Linked DNA regions of Homo sapiens: region 2 is linked to region 1. A link is a contact called in ENCODE Hi-C or POLR2A ChIA-PET data. All regions are on one chromosome and are shown on one strand. Each heading gives the region's core, a stretch centred on a gene start or an enhancer-like site at or near the end of the contact. The rest is flanking DNA. Distances are from core to core; before and after follow the strand shown.

What was found. A loop is a pair of places that touch in the nucleus more often than their neighbours do. ChIA-PET counts read pairs that join two places held with the same protein, here RNA polymerase II (POLR2A). Pooled maps may share reads with other maps.
Region 2: a map of PC-9 shows a loop between it and region 1 (12-fold over the local background). The contact joins the enhancer-like site here to the promoter of GCAWKR in region 1. A Hi-C loop is called at or near these places in 3 of 168 maps with a recorded cell type or tissue (Calu3, PC-9 and posterior vena cava) and 2 of 50 pooled maps. POLR2A ChIA-PET finds 5 or more read pairs at or near these places in 3 of 52 experiments (PC-3, Panc1 and activated CD4-positive, alpha-beta T cell).

Annotation. Positions count from the first base shown.
Region 1 is chr15:100,848,502-100,855,936 of GRCh38, reverse strand. It overlaps GCAWKR (gastric cancer associated WDR5 and KAT2A binding lncRNA), which reads right to left and starts at 6,185. Exons shown (of 4, transcript NR_160703.1): 1 at 6,027-6,185. RefSeq lists an enhancer at 6,059-6,353.
Region 2 is chr15:100,668,970-100,676,404 of GRCh38, reverse strand. No RefSeq gene overlaps it. Among named protein-coding and RNA genes, the nearest start is that of ASB7, 70 kb to the right of the region's middle. RefSeq lists an enhancer at 6,430-6,929. Within about 2 kb of position 4,269, at least 2 of the 41 ENCODE cell types and tissues checked have a DNase peak (open chromatin) inside an H3K27ac peak, as active enhancers do; they include Panc1, where a contact is called at or near this core.

The DNA.
Region 1 (7,435 bases), core at 4,936-7,435:
TAAAAGGGTCAATCAGATGTAGACTTTCAATCGTGTTTGTGCCAAGGACAGAGCCTCAAGCGTGGCTTTAAATGGTTTTCCGTCACTGTCAAAGCACAACTGTGTATTTAGCAAAAGTTACTGGCTTTATTAAAATTTATTTCCAATTATTAAAATAACAATAGCTCGACAGGAATGTGCTTCCTCCTTTGAGTCAAAAGTGTGTATTTGGCTTTATTTTTCCAAATAGTCATCTAAGATGCTACACGAGCTACATGGCTGATGAGTTGCTGAGACTTGCAGGTAATATTCACACGCAGGTAAGGGTGGAAGGAATGATACAAGAATTATCACACAGACACAACTGTATTTTGTTGTTATTTGGTGGGTTGGGGGGAAGCTATATTTTTATAACTGTCTTAGATACCCAGAGTCAAACAAGGGCATTTTGGCCAGGCGTGGTGGGTCACGCCTGTAATCTCAGCACTTTGGGAGGCCGAGGTGGGTGGATCACCTGAGGTCAGGAGTTGGAGACCATCCTGGCCAACATGGTGAAACCCTGTCTCTACTAAAAATACGAAACAATTAGCTGGGCGTGGTGGCAGATACCTGTAATCCCAGCTACTCAGGAGGCTGAGGCAGGAGAATCACTTGAACCTGGGAGGCAGAGGTTGTAGTGAGCCGAGATCGCGCCACTGCACTCCAGCCTGGGCGACAGAGCAAGACTCTGTCTCAAAGAAGAAGAAGAAGAAAAAAAGGCATTTTATTGGATGTTGGAAATTGCCTATTGTGTAGACAAATAACTGTCATTGGACCACCCCTTTTCAACTGAGCCTAGGTGCTACAGCCCTAGCATCTCCCTGGAGCTCCTGGGAAAGTGCTATCTTTGACCTTACCTCATGCCCAGCTTAGAATCTGCCTCTCCTAGGCCCCAGGGCACTGCCACACCCATGAGTGTTGGTGGAGAGGGTTGGAGGGTTGAAGACTACACATTACATTCAGGTGTCGAACAACGAGGGGCCCAGAGATGAGTGACAGCTGTTCCCTTCCAGCAAGGACTTTGTATTTCATTAAGACTAAGAGACGTGAGTAAAAATGGGAGTTATCTTCAAAAAGTTACACCGGTGTTTGGGTCTGCATTTGTCATAGATGCCCCCTGGTTCTCCACACCTGGGAATGGTCCTACTCTCCTTTTATCAATGAGTGCTGAGGTCACGGTCGGATGGACATCCTGAGCCCTACGGCAGCCGGCCTTGACTCCTGCCTCTAGCCTGGCCTGCGTTGGGTTCTTACAGCCATCCCTTTCTGTGACTGCTGTATTAGCCATGGCGTAAGGATGAAAGAGCAGCATTAAGTTTTCTTCTGGAAAGTCAGTGATCTGAAGGAAAGGTGGGATCACAGGGTTTCACTGGTTTCCAAGGGCAGTCATCCACAGACATGTCCCCTGATTGAGCCCATGCCACAACACCTGCTCTCCTGCACACACAGCCAGCATTCTTATCTGTGATGGCTTCAGGAGGGCACCAGTGTCTGGGGGCAGGGAGGGTAGATTTTAGGCCTCCCATCTCTCTGCATCCTTAGCCCTTCCTCTTCTCATCTTATCAAAGGTTGCCTGGGAGTTCTGTGGTCCTTGCCAATGTAGTCCTTCTGTATCGATGCGGGGCGCCCTCTGCCATTTGCCTATGGCTGACTGCAAGAGCCAGGGTCTGCTGAAACCAGGCTAAACAGAGCCAGCGAGAGGCAGCTTTGGGCTAGCCAGTCCTCCACAGACAGGGGTGTGATTGGGTCCTAGAAGCCCCCTCTCCACTGTGGGCCCGGGGAGGCCGCCCCGGATAACATGTTCCAGGTGTTCAGCCCCAAAACAAAGAGGCTTTTCTCTGCTGCCTGAGAATGAAGAGTCCTCGCTAGTTGCATAAGGTTTTTCCGAGATGGTAATATTTGGTTACAGTAAGATCTGTTATTTCACAGGAAACCCAACAGGGGTGCCTGTAATTGGATTCATGTAGTAACTGGGAAAGCTCATAGCAGGGAGCTGGGGGCAGGGAGGGGGGGACCCTAGCTCCTTAACACAGCGTTCAGTGGGGTCAGTGTTCAGCTCTCTGAGCAGAGCCTTGCATGAGAGACTGCCAGGTCCCTGGCCACCTCCCGAGGTCAAGGTCAGCCATGGAAGCTCTGTGCGTTCCTCTAAGTCTAACACCCCACACAGTTTCCAGGATCCACATAGTCCACCCGATTTAATCTTAACTCTAAAGCCCGAACAAGCAACACTACCCAACAGGGCGGAATCCAACATTTCAGTGTCAAAAGCCAATTGCTGCAGATTTGCTGGGGACACTACAGTATTTGGTACCCGAAGTACCTACTTTTATAAAGTATCTGTGATGACTTGAAAGAATATAGGTTTCTCTACACAGCTTATATGAATTCATCTCCTTCCAGGAATTCTTATGTATATATCACTACTACATCAGTTAAATAAATCTATAATTCACCATAAATTAATATTTATATCAATTAACATGAATGAAATTAATATAACTGGATATTCAACTTAGGATGTGTATCCATGGCTTAAAATCTAATGCACTAGGATATATTTTATCCAAGATCAAGTACATTAAGAAACACATACATGTGAGTGCAACGAAATAAGGTTTTGATCAGCTCCCAGATCTGATGATGTATTTACTTAAGTCCTCTCAAAGGGTTGGTTTTTGCTGTCCAGGGCCAGGCAGCGACATGCTAAAGGAGTGAGAACCTCTTCCGAGGAGCACAACAAGCCCCCAGAGTCACTCTTGCTTCCCCTTTCAGGAGGTGCCCATGGCCAGTTTCTCAGACACATGATGGGGACAACATCGGAGAACTTTAATCCCAATGACAGGAATTGTGGGAAACTAAGAGTTCTAATGACCGAGTCATTGTTTCTTGTTCTTGTGAGTCCATCTGTTGGGGAACCAGGGCTGTTGAGTGATGGGTCTAATTGGTGACTGGCAGTCATGGACTTGAAAGATGGGGGAGAGGGTTGGGGATGGCATACGTGGGGGCTCAGGGGGAGGGTGGAAACCATGAACGTGGGTACTTTGAGTTATTGTTAGCTCCCAGATCCCTGCTCCTGGCCTCCCACCTTTACCCTGGTCCTCCAGGTGGGCACACTCCCTGCTGGACTCTGATACGTACTGCACTAGTCTAGTGAGGAGCACACTGCTTGGGTCATAAAGCTGTCATCTGGAGATGCCTGGTTTATAACTGTCAATACGGGCTTTGGCCCACTTGCACTGGACCTGGCTTCCCAGAGGTGTTTACCACAGCTTGGAGTAGTTGATATAAATAGAGTAGAAGTACTTGATAAAACCATCACATACCATCCTCTCTCACCCATTTTCCAAGGTTTGTTTGTTTTTGTTTTTTGGTTTTTTTTTGGTGGAGTCCCCCTCTGTCACCCAGGCTGAAGTGCAATGGCGTGATCTCGGCTCACTGCAACTTCTGCCTGCCGGGTTCAAGCGATTCTCCTGTCTTAGCCTACCGAGTAGCTGGGATTACAGCCACCACACCTGGCTAATTTTTGTACTTTTAGTAGAGGCAGGGTTTCGCCATGTTGGCCAGGCTGGTCTGGAACTTCTGACCTTTGGTGATCTGCCCGCCTTGGCCTCCCAAAGTGCTGGGATTACAGGTGTGAGCCACCGTGCCCTGACTGTTTTCCTAGGTTTTAATATATATTGCCTTTCTGCCACTACAGACGTGTAGAACCGGGCCTCCGCAGGTGCCAAATGCTGCCTGTCCCAAGTCTCAGAATCTGCCTGTTCTTTACTTTCATCTGTAATATGGGTTGGACACTCAAATTATTTATATGTATTATGCATGATTGTTTTATATTTTTGACTCATTAAAATCACTCAACAATTAAAAAATAATTACAAGTATTAAAATATTTAGATACTTTGTTTCAGTTGTTTCAACTTTGTCAAAATCATGAAAATCACTAAAAGATAAACTTTCTCCTGTCTAACTGAACTTTTGTACCCTCTGACCAACATCACCCCAACCCCCCACACTCTAGCCCCTGGTAACCTCCATTCTACTCTGTTTCTGTGAGTTCAATGTTTTAAGATTCCACCTGTGGGTGAGATCATGCAGTATTTGTCTTTCTGTGCCTGGGATAAATAAACTGTTAGTTTATAACACTTATTTTAAAGAGTTTTTTTTTTGTTTGTTTTGTTTTGTTTTTTTGCGACGGAGTCTCGCTCGGTCACCAGGCTGGAATGCAGTGGTGTGATCTCAGCTCACTGCAACCTCCGTCTTCCGGGTTCAAGTGATTCTCCTGCCTCAGCCTCCGGAGTAGCTGGGATTACAGGTATCTGCCACCATGCCCGGCTAATTGTTTCGTATTTTTATTAGAGATGGGGTTTCGCCATGTTGGCCAGGCTGGTCTCAAACTCCTGACCTCAGTGATCCACCTGCCTCGGCCTTCCAAAGTGCTGGGATTACAGGTGTGAGCCACTGCACCCGGCCTAAATAGTTTTTAACTATTCAATATAGAGCTGGAGGCCATTGTCCTCAGCAAACTAACACAGGAACAGAAAACCAAATACCACATGTTCTCACTTATAAGTGGGAGCTGACCGATGAGAACTTACGGGCACAAAAGGGAACAATACACACTGGGGTCTATTGGAGGGTGAAGGTGGGATGAGGGAGAGGATCAGGAAAAACAACTATTGGGTACTAGGCTTAATATCTGGGTGACGAACTAATGTGTATAACAAACTCCCATGACACAAGTTTACCTGTGTAACAAACCTGCACATGGACCGCTGAACTTAAAGTTAAACCAAAAACATTTAAAAAGTAAAGAGAAAAAGAAAATAAGATAAAATCAATATGCCCACTTTCCTCATCTTTAAAATGAGAGTTGAGCTCTAGAAGGTCTCCGGTTCCTTCAGTCTCTAAAATTTTATGTTCTAAGTTAAGTTTTTATTTGTTAGTTCCCTTTTAGCCGGCACATTCCCAAATAAGTATAGCCAGATCAGCTTTTTTTCCCCCCGAATGACATTATGAAAGATTTTAAACATATAGGAAAGGTGAAAAGACAATACAACAAATACGTGTGTACTCAGCACATAGATTCAGCAATTGATAACATCTACCATATTTGCTTTGTCCCTATGTGTATGCCTGTCCTTGTCAAATCATTTTAAATTAAGTTCCAGACATCCTGGCCCTTTACTCCCCGAGATCTCAGCATGCGATTCCTAGAAATAAGGACATTTTTCTGCATGACACGACACAGTCATCACACCTGAGAAAACAGACAATACTGGACTCAGTCACCTAACTGTAGTGTCTGTGGTACTGTAATATCACCTAAGAAGACGCACAATGTCTCTTTCATTTCTTTTCATTGAAAACAGCACCTCCCACTCCCCACCCCTTGCACTTTCCCAGATAACACTGGCTTTTGAAAAGAGGTGCGACCAGGCGCAGTGGCTCACGCTTGTAATCCCAGCACTGTAGGAGGCCGAGGCGGGCGGATCACGAGGTCAGGAGATCGACACCATCCTGGCTAACTTGGTGAAACCCCGTCTCTACTAAAAATACAAAAAATTAGCCGGGCGCGGTGGCGGGCACCTGTAGTCCCAGCTACTCGGGAGGCTGAGGCAGGAGAATGGCGTGAACCCGGGAGGCGGAGCTTGCAGTGAGCCGAGATCGCGCCACCGCACTCCAGCCTGGGCGACAGAGCGAGACTCCACCTAAAAAAAAAAAAAAAGAGAGAGAGATGCGACATAATACCTTGTCGAATGTTCCATTTCCTCACGGCGTTGCTTAATGGTACTTTGAAAGTTCAGTCTAAGGCTGGCTTGGGTTCAGGTTCAATGTCATTGGCTCCCTCCTGAGTGGGGCTGTGCGTCCCCTCGCTGTTTGGAGGGGACGTTCGGAGCAGCCCGAGAGGCCACCATGCCCCCCGCCCCCCGCTCCCGGGTCCCCGGGAAGAGGCAGCCCGACGGCCCGGCTGCAGACCTCGGCTCTCCCGCAGGCTGCGGGTGGGTTACCTGGCTCCGGGAGACCAGGTTTCCTCGTCTGGGGAGCGCAGCAGTCTCATAGCTGCCGTGAGAGGGTTCGCGACAGAATCACCGCGAAGGGCGGGAGGACCCGGATCGTCGGGAGAGGTGGGCTGCGTGCAGCCACTGCGCGGGGACCCGGATGCACGCACAGGGCGTGGCAGGGGGCGGGGCAGGGCCGTTCGGTGGCCTGTGTGGAGCGATGCCACCTGCTGGTTCTGTACGTCCAGGGGGGCAGCGTGTGCACAGCTCTGGGACCCCGAGGTCCTCGGGGGGACACACTGCTCTCTCCAGCGCACACAGACTCCACACACACACGCCCGCATCACAACGGCAAACACGCGCCACCCCCCAGTTACCCGGAGACACATGCGGGTAAATATGACCCCAGGAACTTGCTGAATACGAGTAACTGTGTTTCATTCCTCCTACCCGTCCGCTGTGGGTTTACTAGAGTTTGTCTTAGATGGCAAATAAGAAAGCTTTTTATTTTAAATGACAGTCAGGGCAAGAATCAGGTTGCTAATTTCCCTGAGACGCATGAGGGTGTAATGACACATCCAGGCTGGAAACCAAGAGTCATTTTCCTTGAAAGACTTAACTTGAAAGTCGGTCTGTACTAGCGAGTTCCAAGGCCCTGATGAAAAACAGAAAGCGGCAGGGAAAGGAGGAAGGAGGAGAGTGAGAGCTAAGTGGATGGCGTTCGGGACACGGCTCTCGTTGGAAGGCACAGACTCTCTGCAGCTCTGTGCGAAACGCTCCTTGCTGGTTGGAGTCCTGGCACCACCGGAATCACTGTGCTCAGATGTCCTTTCAGGGGCAGTGGGTGGCAGCGGCGGCCTTACTCAGGGGCTTCTGCCTGAGAAGGAAAAAGGTTGAGCCGCCTCCCCATCGATTTGTCCACCCCGTTTTCTTTTTTTCTTTTTCTTTTTTTCTTGAGACCGAGTCTCGCTCTGTCCCCCAGGCTGGAGCGCAGTGGTGCGATCTCGGCTCACTGCAAGCTCCGCCTCCCGGGTTCACGCCCTTCTCCTGCCTCAGCCTCCCGAGCAGCTGGGACTACAGGCGCCCGCCGCCACGCCCGGCTAATTTTTTGTATTTTTAGTGGAGACGGGGTTTCACCGTGTTAGCCAGGATGGTCTCGATCTCCTGACCTCGTGATCCGCCCGCCTCGGCCTCCCAAAGTGCTGGGAGTACAGGCGTGAGCCACCGCGCCCGGCCCACCACGTTTTCTTAATGACCTGATTTGGGACTGCAGACAAATGAGTCTGTGATTTTTCATGTGTTTGCGTAAAGGCTGAGTTTGAAGAGATTCCTTCATTTTTCCCCCTCCTTAGGTCTTTTTTTTTTCTTTTTTTTTTTTTGATATGGAGCTTCGTTCTTGTTGCCCAGGCTGGAGTGCA
Region 2 (7,435 bases), core at 3,020-5,519, 180 kb after region 1:
CGATCCCACAGAAATACAAATTACCATCAGAGAATACTATAAACACCTCTACGCAAATAAACTAGAAAATCTAGAAGAAATGGATAAATTCCTGGACATGTACACCCTCCCAAGACTAAACCAGGAAGAAGTTGAATCTCTCAATAGACCAATAACAGGCTCTGAAATTGAGGCAATAATTAATAGCCTACCAACCAAAAAAAATCCAGGATCAGACAGATTCACAGCCGAATTCTACCAGAAGTACAAAGAGAAGCTGGTACCATTCCTTCTGAAATTATTCCAATCAATAGAAAAAGAGAGAATCCTTCCTAACTCATTTTATGAGGCCAACATCATCTTGATACCAAAGCCTGGCAGAGCACAACAAAAAAAGAGAATTTTAGACCAATATCCCTGATGAACATTGATGTGAAAATCCTCAATAAAATACTGGCAAACTGAATCCAGCAGCACATCAAAAAGCTTATCCACCACAATAAAGTCAGCTTCATCCCTGGGATGCAAGGCTGGTTCAACATACGCAAATCAATAAATGTAATCCATCACATAAACAGAACCAACGACAAAAACCACACGATTATCTCAACGGATGCAGAAAAGGCCTTCAACAAAGGTCAACAGCCCTTCATGCTAAAAACTCTCAATAAACTAGATATTGATGTAACATATCTCAAAATAATAAGAGCTATTTATGACAAACCCACAGCCAATATCATACTGAATGGGCAAAAACTGGAAGCATTCCCTTTGAAAACCGGCACAAGACAAGGATGCCCTCTCTCACCACTCCTATTCAACATAGTATTGGCAGTTCTGGCCAGGGCAATCAGGCAGGAGAAATAAATAAAGGGTATTCAATTAGGAAAAGAGGAAGTCAAATTGTCCCTGATTGCAGATGATATGATTGTATATCTAGAAAACCCCATCATCTCAGCCTAAAATCTCCTTAAGCTGATAAGCAACTTCAGCAAAGTCTCAGGATACAAAATCAATGTACAAAAATCACAAGTATTCCTATACACCAATAACAGACAAACAGAGAGCCAAATCATGAGTGAACTCCCTTTCACAATTGCTACAAAGAGAATAAAATACCTAGGAATCCAGCTTACAAGGGATGTGAAGGCCCTCTTCAAGGAGAACTACAAACCACTGCTCAATGAAATAAAAGTGGGCACAGACAAATGGAAGAACATTCTATGCTTATGGATAGGAAGACTCAATATCGTGACAATGGCCATACTGCCCAAGGTAATTTATAGATTCAATGTCATCCCCATCAAGCTACCAATGACTTTCTTCACAGAGTTAGAAAAAACTACTTTAAACTTTATATGGAACCAAAAAAGAGCCCAAATTGCCAAGACAATCCTAAGCAAAAAGAACAAAGCTCGAGGCATCACACTACTTGACTTCAAACTATATGACAAGGCTACAGTAACCAAAACAGCATGGTACTGGTACCAAAACAGAGATATAGACCAATGGAACAGAACAGAGGCCTCAGAAATAACACCACACATCTACAATCATCTGATCTTTGACAAACCTGACAAAAACAAGAAATGGGGAAAGGATTCCCTATCTAATAAATGGTGCTGGGAAAACTGGCTAGCCATATGTAGAAAGCCAAAACTGGACCCCTTCCTTACACCTTATACAAAAATTAATTCAAGATGGATTAAAGACTTAAATGTTAGACCTAAAACCATAAAAACCCTAGAAGAAAACCTAGGCAATAGCATTCAGGACATAGGCATGGGCAAGGACTTCATGACTAAAACACCAAAAGCAATGGCAACAAAAGCCAAAATTGACAAATGGGATCTAATTAAACTAAAGAGCTTCTGCACAGCAAAAGAAACTACCATCAGAGTGAACAGGCAACCTACAGAATGGGAGAAAATTTTTGTAATCTACCCATCTGATAAAGGGGTAATATCCAGAATCTACAAAGAACTTAAACAAATTTACAAGAAAAAAACAAACAACCTCATCAAAAAGTGGGCAAAGGATATGAACAGACACTTCTCAAAAGAAGACATTTATGCAGCCAACAGACACATGAAAAAATGCTCATCATCACTGGCCATCAGAGAAATGCAAATCAAAACCACAGTGAGATACCATCTCACACCAGTTAGAATGGCAATCATTAAAAAGTCAGGAAACAACAGGTGCTGGAGAGGATGTGGAGAAACAGGAACACTTTTACACTGTTGGTGGGACTGTAAACTAGTTCAACCATTGTGGAAGTCAGTGTGGCGATTCCTCAGGGATCTAGAACTGGAAATACCATTTGACCCAGTGATCCCATTACTGGGTATACACCCAAAGGATTATAAATCATGCTACTATAAAGACACATGCACACATATGTTTATTGTGGCACTATTCACAATAGCAAAGTCTTGGAACCAACTCAAATGTTCATTAATGATAGACTGGTTTAAGAAAATGTGGCATATATACACCAAGGAATACTATGCAGCCATAAAAAAGATGAGTTCATATCCTTTGCAGAGACATGGATGAAGCTGGAAACTATCATTCTCAGCAAACTATCACAAGGACAGAAAACCAAACACTGCATGTTCTCACTCATAGGTGGGAATTGAACAATGAGAACACGTGGACATGGGGCGGGGAACATCACACACTGGGGCCTGTGGTGGGGGAAGGGATAGCATTAGGAGATATACCTAATGTAAATGACAAGTTAATGGGTGCAGCAAACCAACATGGCACATGTATACCTATGTAACAAACCTGCACGTTGTGCACATGTACCCTAGAACTTAAAGTATATATAAAAAAAACTTTCACATACCAAAAAATGGATTCAAAACCTCATCTCAGTCTGAAAAAACAAAAGTAAGCCTCAAGACCTAATTAAAAATATATATATGAAGCAAAGGAAACGCTTGAACACTGTTGGTAAATTAGTACAGCCATTGTGGAAAACTCTATAGAGGTTCCTCAAAAAAATAAAAATAGAACTACCATAGATCCAGCAATCACCCTTCTGGTGATTTAGCCAAAACATTTGAGATCAGTATGTGAAAGAGGTATCTGCACTCCCATGTTCACTGTGGCATTATTCACAATAGCCAAGATATAGTATCAACCTAAGCGTCCATCAACAGATGAACGGATAAGGGAAATGTGGTACATATATACAATGGAGTACTATTAGCTTTAAAAAGAAGGAAATTCTGCCATTTGCAGCCACACGGATGGAATTGAAGAACATTATGCTAAGTGAAATAAGCCAGGCACAGGAAGACAAATACCACATGTTCTCACTTACATGTGGAATCGAAAACAAGCAGATGGCTGGGCCTGGTGGCTGATGCCTGTAATCTCAGTACTTTGAGAGGCTGAGATGGGAGGAACGCTGGAGAGTTAGAGACCATCCCTGGCAACATAGTGATACCCCCATCTCAACAAAAGATAAAAAAAAAAATAGCCAGGTGTGGTGGCACAGGCCTGTGGGCCCAGCTACTCCGGAGGCTGAGTCGGGAGGATTGCTTGAGCCTGAAAGGTCGAAACTGCAGTGAGCCAGGGTCACGCCACTGCACTCTAGCCTGGGTGACAGAGTGAGACCTTATCTCAAAAAAAAAAAAAAAAAAAAAAAAAAAAAAAAAAAAAAAAAGGGAAAGGGAGAGGGGAAGGAGGGAGGGAAGGGAGCAGAGGATAGAATGGCAGTTACTAGAGCCAGGGGTTAGGGAAAATTGAAAGGCAATGGTCAAAGGGTACAGAGCCTCAATTAAAAGGAGGAGGAATTTTATTTTCCTTGGAGATATAGTGCACATCATAATAAAATAGTAAATAATAATGTATAGTACATTTTAACATCACTAAGAGTAAACTTCAAATGTTCTCACCACAAAAAAATGAAAAGTTTTGAGGTGATATGTTAATTAGCTTGATTTAATTTTTTCACATTGTATTCATGGATGAAAACAACTCTTTGTACTCCATAAACATATACAACTATAATTTATCAATCTACAATTAAAAACAGAAAGTCCAAAAATGGGTTCCTTAAGCGGGACGTGGAGATGAAAAGTACAACCTGTGCTTTTCTGAGGGGGCACATTTGGGCCGATCTCACGCATATGAGGCTCCCACCCACACAGAGCTGCCTTTCCAAGCCCACACTCAACAGCAACCCCCAGACTGTCCCCTGCTCTGTGTCCCACCCTCTACTGAGGCTGTGGCTGTCCTGCCCTCTGCCGGATGGTCAGCATTCACACACCATATTTCCTGGTTGACATTTCCCCTCTTTTTAACATTTCTGAATTCATGATGACTTTTACAATGGACGCGTATGTTAAGATGGTGGCATTTTTCCCTTCTGAAAAGCTGTTACTGCTCTGATGGTGCCTCTTACAATAACGGTAAAATCCAGAGCCTTAGACTCTAGAATATTCGGTAATCCCCGTGCCCAGCAGATCACGCTGTAGCGAATGACTCATTAAAACACACACACACATGAAAACAGGACACGAGCTTTTTTTCTTTTCATAAATACTGTGGTCTCCAACTGGTCTCCCCCTTTTGCAAATGTGCACAAATAACCACTAATAAACAAATTCCAAGCTCTATTGGGTAATTCCTCTTAAAAAGGAAAAAACTGGGGTAGTCTTGGTTTAAAGTCAGGAGTATTTTGGGTTAGAGTCACAGGAATTAGACTCATGAGTATTTTAGGGAGTGCTTTTTGCCTCCATCTGTAAAAGTATGGATTCTGCAATGAGGTCGGGTGGGGGAAATGACCCCAGCAAGGAGGAGGCTGGGCGATGTGGCTGGACGCAGCTTGCTTAACTTGCCGGCTGTCATTTGCCAGTGCCTGTTGACACCCATCATCTGGGTCCTCTTCACAGGAGCCCTGTACCCACTGTCCCTGTGTGGGAACTGAGTCTCTGGGAGTGAGGTGGCTTACCCATCACCACGCAGCACAGAGGTGTGCAGTCAGGACTTGAACGCAGGTGCATCTAATTCCACACACCCACAGAGATTCCCAGACAGAGGCACAGCGCCCAGGGTGCTTTAACTCAAGATGCAAATGAGCTTTCCTTAAGTTCTCCCCAGTAGACCCCCAGTGCAGAGTTCCCCTCCCTGCTACGCAGTGCTGCCATTTCCACGTTGAAGAGCAATCGCCGGGTGGAGGTTCATTCATGAAACGTTTGTTTCTACCTGTGCCCCCAAAGCTGCGCTGGAAATGGCCCCTTTAACAACAGAACCATCGGCAGGGCTCGCCCCTTTCTGGTGACTTCCAGATATTAAAACAGTGTGGTCACCTCCTGCCATGCTCACCTGGCAGCTCTCAGGAAGTCTTGTGGGGGCGGGGGGACTTACTTTCCAATACCTCGAGCCTTTCCATTGTGGGTGTGGGCCTTCGTGCCAGAACCCAGCCTGGGGCTCTGGGGAAAGGGTCCTGAACAGCCAATGTATTAACAGGGCTGGGGTGAGGCAGCCCGGGAGCAGAGCCCATCACTTCCCAGGCAATAGTGTAAACATCCCAACTCTCCCCATCTCCTCTTCTCTCCCTGAAGCGACTTCCACGTATACCCAGTGCTCCCAGCACGGGGTCCCTGTGATTCACAGCCTCCTGCCACTTCAATGAGCACGCTTTGAAAAGTGAGCCCTCATCCTTCCAGTCTTAATCAAGTGTGCTATGAGCAGGTGGAGGATGACTGCACCAAGCAGGCCATGGCTAAGTGGAGCCAAATATGGTGACTCTGATGGGTGGAATTGTGTTCCCAACTAAAATTCATGTGTTGAATCCTAACCCCGAGCGCTGCAGACTGCAATTTACTAATAAATAGGGTCTTTGCAGGCTGCACCAAGTTAAGATGAGGTCATTAGGGTGGGCCCTAATCTAATGAGACTGGTGTCCTTATAAAAAGGAGATGAGGGCCAGGCGCAGTGGCTCACGCCTGTAATCCCAGCATTTTGGGAGGCTGAGGCAGGCAGATCACAAGGTCAGGAGATTGAGACCATGCTGGCTAACTTGGTGAAACCCTGTCTCTACTAAAAATACAAAAAGTTAGCCGGGCGTGGTGGCGGGCGCCTCTGGTCCCAGCTACTCAGGAGGCTGAGGCAGGAGAATGGCATGAACCTGGGAGGCGGAGCTTGCAGTGAGCCGAGATCTTGCCATTGCACTCCATCCTGGGCGACAGAGTGAAACTCCGTCTCAGAAAAATAAATAAATAAATAAATAAATAAATAAATAAATAAATAAATAAAATAAAAAGGAGAGACGTGGACAGAGAGAGACACACACGGGGAGACTGCCACATGGACATGAAGGCACAGATCAGGATGAGTTTTCAACAAGCCAAGGGATGCCAAAGATCTCCAGAAACCCTCCCCGAAGCTAGAGAGAGGCCTGGAGCAGAGTTTCCCTCCCAGCCCTCAGTAGGACCCCACCCTGCCAGCACCTTGATTTTTGTCTTTCAGCCTCCAGAACTGAGAGACGATCCATTTCTGCTGTTTAAGTCCCCAGGCTGTGGCACTCTGAAACAGCCCTCACAAACCAATACGCCGACCAAACACCCTGGAATCTCCAGGAAAGTTACAATTCCAAGTGTCTAAACCTCAGTCCTCATAAGCTGTCAAAATGTCCCAGAAATTCACATTTCAGCTACAAAATACCCTCTCCCAAGCTGCCTCCTAAACCTCCAAACAGCATGAAAGCTCATTGAGAGATCTAAGTCTTGATTCAGGATTCAGAGAATGAGGCCGTCAAACGTATAGATCCATCTACAAAAGCCTGCCTCATTCAGGGCTCACTTTACCCAGGGGGAAGCAATCAGGTCTTCTCCCGCTCTCCAGACTCCTGTGATGGTGGTGGGGGCTGGACCCACCCTCGGAAGGCAGGCAAATTCCTGCCAGGAGTCAGCTGAGCCGAGCCATCTCTTGCAGAAAGCTCCTAGCCCCGCAGGGGTGAACCGGCTGCTGCTCCCGCGCTGGGAGTGCTGTCCATCCCTCGGTGCTCCAGCAGCCGCCCCTGGGAGGACAGCCCCGTTTGAAGCCCACGTGCAGGCGAAACCCCTTCAGAGCTGGGCATGGGTTTCCAGTCATCGCCACATCACTCTCTGTCTGAACTTGAACATACCTCAAGCTTGCTGGTTGTTACTGGGTCGCAGTAACTAGATTTTCTTGGGGGGTTGGTGTGGGTGGGTGGAAAGATACATCCAGAAAATGAAATGTAATGTTGCCTCTTATTCACCAAGAAGTTTTTCAAGCCAGAAGACCATGGTGTTTTTCGTTGATTGGTATTGCTTGATTTAGATTCGGAAGCTGGGCTCTCCTACAGTTACCCAGCCCTTCACTGGACTGGCTGACAAGGAACCAAACAGCCCTATCAACCTGTGCAATGCTCGAGGGTCAGCCAGAAGCCATGGAGCCCCTAGTCTGAGTGGGG